Linked DNA regions of Homo sapiens: region 2 is linked to region 1. A link is a loop called in an ENCODE intact Hi-C map of the cell type or tissue named here. Cell type or tissue: CD4-positive, alpha-beta T cell. All regions are shown on one strand.

The links. A loop is a pair of places that touch in the nucleus more often than their neighbours do. Peaks named below come from ENCODE experiments on the same cell type or tissue, not always from the same donor. Only the 100,000 strongest peaks of a DNase experiment are listed, where the experiment ranks them.
Region 2: it touches region 1 in a loop (9-fold over the local background); 4 of 110 quality-filtered maps call a loop at or near these places.

What each region holds. Positions count from the first base shown.
Region 1 is chr18:12,933,576-12,936,075 of GRCh38, forward strand. No RefSeq gene overlaps it. Among named protein-coding and RNA genes, the nearest start is that of SEH1L, 13 kb to the right of the region's middle. In CD4-positive, alpha-beta T cell, CTCF peaks have their summits at 1,089 (motif pointing left) and 1,289; a DNase peak (open chromatin) is centred at 1,086.
Region 2 is chr18:12,326,654-12,329,153 of GRCh38, forward strand. It overlaps AFG3L2 (AFG3 like matrix AAA peptidase subunit 2), which reads right to left. Exons shown (of 17, transcript NM_006796.3): 17 at 2,291-2,500. It also overlaps a transcript of TUBB6 not described here. Among named protein-coding and RNA genes, the nearest start is that of TUBB6, 20 kb to the left of the region's middle. RefSeq lists an enhancer at 913-1,762 and a silencer at 1,297-1,591. In CD4-positive, alpha-beta T cell, CTCF peaks have their summits at 1,430 (motif pointing right) and 1,634; a DNase peak (open chromatin) is centred at 1,438.

The sequences.
Region 1 (2,500 bases):
GCTTACACTGCTTACAACAAAGGGCAGTTGCTTGGAAGATAGAAAGAGCAGCTCTTTCCAGAGCAAATGGGTAGGCAGGCTTACTGCCCATTGTCAAACATTCAGGGTCCCCAAGCTCAGAGATTGTCATGAATTGCAAGCCACTGCTTGTGCAGGTGTCATCCGGCCCCACATGCTAGGACTTAGGGCAAGGAAATGTGGGTACTATGGCTATAGTGATTGTTGTAAATAATAACACGGCTTCTAGCTAGGCACAGTGGTTCATGCCTGTAGTCCCAGAACTTTGGGGGTGCTGAGGCAGGAGGATCGCTTGAGCCCAGGAATTTGAGGCTGCAGTGAGCGATGATTGCATCACTGCACTCCAGCCTGGGCAACAGAGTGAGACCCTGTCTATAAAAAAAAAAAATACATAACACAGCTCCTGCCAGTATCCATATCCACTAGTCTGTGACGGCGCAACGCATTAGCTGGCAAGTAAAGTACCAGACCCCTCCAGGGCGTTGACACTCCCTAGTGCTGGGCTGAGGGCACATCAGCCCCTCTCCTCTCCCCCTGCCACAGCTTACTTCTGTGAAGGCCTCTCGTGTCCTGAGCACTTCAATTTTATTTTATTTTATTATTATTATTATTTCTGAGACAGAGTCTCACTCTGTCGCCCAGGCTGGAGTGCAGTGGCGTGATCTTGGCTCACTGCACCCACCGCTTCCAGGGCTCAAGCAATTCTCCTGCCTCAGCCTCCCGAGTAGCTGGGATTACAGGTGATCACCACCACACCCAGCTAATTTTTGTATTTTTAGTAGAGACGGGGTCTCGCCGTGTTGGCCAGGCTAGTCGCGAACTCCTGACCTTAAGTCATCTGCCTGCCTCAGCCTCCCAAACTGCTGGTAAAGGCATGAGCCACCGCGCCCGGCCAAATTTTATCAACTCAATTAACATCAAATTTAGAAATGTAAAGATTTTATTTCCAGTTTGACGATAAGCTGCCTGCCCTGTGACAGACCACTGAAAAATTCAGCTGTGGCTGACACCTAGGAATTTGCAGTTACAGGACGTTTCCAAGTTCCATATGCGATGTCATAGTGCCGCCTGCTGGCTCCTGTCTCACAGGAATGCTACACATGCAGACGGTGGGTCTGACCCCGCAGCTCACACACAGTTCACGGATGAACCTGAGGAAAGTAGGAATGAAGCTCACAAATGTCATGTAGAACAAAAGGAGCTGGGTAGGAAAAGTATAGATTGTGTAATTTCATGTACAGGAAGCACAAAACAAGTGAAACTTCACAAAACAAGTGAAACTAACTGTACCAGTCAAGGTTTCGCAGAGAACTAATGGGAGATCTATGGATATATTTTAAAGGAATTTATTTAAGGGAATTGGCTCATGTGATTGTGGGGCCTGGCTGGTCTATAATCTGTAGGGCAGGTCAGCAAACCAGAAAAAGTCTGGTAGGATTTCTGTGTTACAGACTTGAGGCAGAATTCCTTCTTTTTCCCTGCTCTCTTGAGAGTCTTTGCTCTCAAGTCCTTCAACTGAATGGGTGAGGCTCACTCTCATTATTGAGGGTAATCTCCTTAAAGTCAATGGATTGTAGATATTAATCATACCTACAAAATATCTTCACAGCAACTTCTAGACCTAGTGTTTGAGCAAACAACTGGGCACCATAGCTTAACCACAGTGACACATAAAATTAACTACTGCAGGCTGGGCGCGGTGGCTCACGCCTGTAATCCCAGCACTTTGGGAGGCCGAGGTGGGTGGATCACGAGGTCAAGAGATCAAGACTATCCTGGCCAACATGGTGAAACCCTGTCTCTACTAAAAATACAAAAATTAGCTGGGTGTGGTGGCGCGCACTTTAGTCTCAGCTACTTAGGAGGCTGAGGCAGGAGAATCACTTGAGCCTGGGAGGCTGAGGTTGCAGTGAGCCGAGATCACACCTCTGCACTCCAGCCTGACAACAGAGTAAGACCCTGTCTCAAATAAATAAATAAATAAATAAAATTAACTACTGCAGTCAACTGTTTGTCAACGTGGCACCTCTACATATCTCCTTAAACTATACTTAATCTCCAGATAACAGCAAAATCATACTTGCACCTCACCTGATTCAACTATCTTGGGTAAAACCAGAGACACACTAAACCTTCCCCAGAAGAGGACGTAGGGTTCTTGGGTCATGTTTACTCTTCTCTTTGGTATCCTGTAACTGAAATATTAAGATATGTCTTATGTAATATAAGGGAATAAGAGAGAGAAGAAGACAAATATATTTTCTAAACACACACACACACAACACATTTGTAACCAAATAAGGAAGAAATACTCGTAACAATTACAGTCCCCATTTTTGTAACTGGCCATGTGGTTTAGCTGGTATTTATAACCATCTGCTTCCACTACCCATTCCAGATTCCCTTTGCCCTCAGCAAGCACCTCAGCTGGTCATGGTTTGTCACCTGGTGGGGTGACCCAAACCTTCCTTCCTGAAGAGTT
Region 2 (2,500 bases), 610 kb before region 1:
AACTCCTCCCCACTTCAGTTCACGAAAACAACAGAGGAAAGGGCTCTTCTTTAAATGGAGGCTTTAAGGGGGGCAGCCAAAACTGTTGCTAGCTGGAAGGCAATGCAGTACAGACAAAAGCCCCTCCTCCATCCGCAGCCACCTTTTAGACTCCCACAGGATCTTGCATTTTCCCAAGTCAGGTCCTGGGCTAGGGTTCCCCAACCTTGTAGGGGAACAAACAGCCCCAAAAGGCCTCCGGACAAAGCCAGGGGTGCTGGGTGGGAGCTGGGGTGCCAACAGCCAGCCCTGCATGGAAGGGATGGGCCCTTTTCTGCTGTGACCCATCACACCTGATGGCTTCTACCACCGGCCACACCTTTGGAGTTTCCAAAGATAAACTCCACGGGGCACGCACAGTAGCCCTGCTAGTGCCTGGTACAGACCTCACTGTTGACAATATTTTTGCTTTACTTCTTCCTGCCCTCTTGAAGCTGTGAACGTGGGACTTGCTCTAGCCATAAGAATGGGCATAGTGTGTCACCCCCGAGTGGAAGCGTCATGTGCCAGTGCCAGCCCTCCTGCTCTGCCTCCCACGTGGGCAGCCCCCCCGATCCCTCCTGTCCACCCGTCCAGGTTCCTGAGTGACCATCCTGGGCAGAGCCCACTCTGACCTGTGTTGGACAGGGAATAAGAGACAGACAAAGCTTTGTCATTCGGGACCACTTAGGGTTAGGGTTCCCCACAGTACAACCACAACACCACCCTTGGTCTGTGATCCCAGGCCTTACATTGACTAGCTGTATTTATTTTGTGTTAAGCCCCAGCCTTGGGCAGATGGAAAGTTCATCACTAAACACAGCAGCATGGCTTGAGGTGATCACAGATCTTTTTGCAGAAATCTGAACTATTCTGAGACCACAGTAAAAATAAATCTTACCAGCTCACCACCCACATCTGTCCTGAAAACATGTTCTGTGTGACCGTGGAAAGATCTATGCATGAGCAGGCCCCACAAGATGGTGGCACAGGGAGCCACGGTTGCTCCTAGCACAGAGGGCCACTTGCACAGGTTGAGCAGCCATCCAGGGCCCAGAGCTTAAGGTTGCTCACCTCACCAGAAACATGGGTGTTGTCGGTGCTATCTGGCTTTGTCACTCTTACTGTATCAAGCCTGACAGACAGTGGGCCCCACTCTCGTCCCCCGGGAGGTCTCACAGCCAAGGCCTGTGAGAGGGCAGCCCACGCTGGCTCCATGCCTTGCAGTGGTTGGATAAGGAGTAGAGAGCGTCTCCTAATCGTCTACTGCCTGTATGGTAAAAAGCACACCCAGCACCCTCACAACTGTGTGAGCCTCAGCCTGGAAACAATGCTTCATTGGGCACCTCCCAAAAACACCCTATGAGGAAAGGAAGTGGCCAGTGTGGCAATGCCTGCAGGTGCAAAGGTCCAGCAGGGGGCGCCTGTTCTCCTGGCATGCTGAGCTGTGGAGTCCAAACAGCTGCTTCCACGGCCTGCCGGGGACAGGTGGGTATCTCAGGCTGCTGGGAAGTAGCCATGGGTGGAGCATGCATGGCCTGGGGCCATGGCAGGGATGCCACTAGATTGTGTTAATTCTAAAGCCACTGTTCCGACAACATCAACACCACACAAGGCAAGCTGGAATAATGCTAAAACAGACTGCTAAAAATGTAAATAGTTAAAAATGCCAGTGTCTCCTCCATGTCCAAATAACAGCAATTGATAGAAGACATAGCAAATCTTCCTCATGCCATCTTTTTTAAGGAATTTTGATATAGGTTTGCAACACTACAGACTCACTTTTCTGGAAGCACATAACCAATAACTCCCTTTCAATAGACAATAGGAGCAGCTTACCAGTCAGACCACTCCTGAGATGTCCCCAGAGAGCCAGGGCCCAGGGGACTCCAGCTTAGTTCCACTGTTCCTTCTCTAAAATCCAGGTGACGGCTCAGGTCAGCCTGCCAGGCCCGCTACAGTTATACGTTAACTTCTATACCCAGAAGGTGTGGCCAACATCTGGCCATGACTGGCCTCTTGAGGACCTGCACTGGGGTGGTTATCACAGATTCAGGCCATGACTAACCCCTCAGGACCCATGTACTTTATATCCAGAGCTCAGTGCATCTTTACAGGACACATAACTCTAGAAGGTTCCAACCTCCTGTGGGAGCTAATGAGAACCAGCGAGGCTGAGATTTTGAAGGATTCTCCTCTAAAAAGCAAGAAAATTTAATTTCTTGCCATTATGTTTTCTAAAAATATCCAGAGCATAAATAGGGACCCTATGTGTGTTCAGAAAAGTACAGTGTTGACATTTTATTTTTTATGTAAAGAAGCCATATTTACATAATACATTCATATTTTTAAGTATGTTACAGCTCCTGTAGAAAACCATTCCATTAAGACAGCAACAAGTGATCTGGATTCAATCTTTAAAATATTAAGTCAAATTAAAATGTTCTTATCAAGACTCCAATTTAATTTCACAGCCCATCTG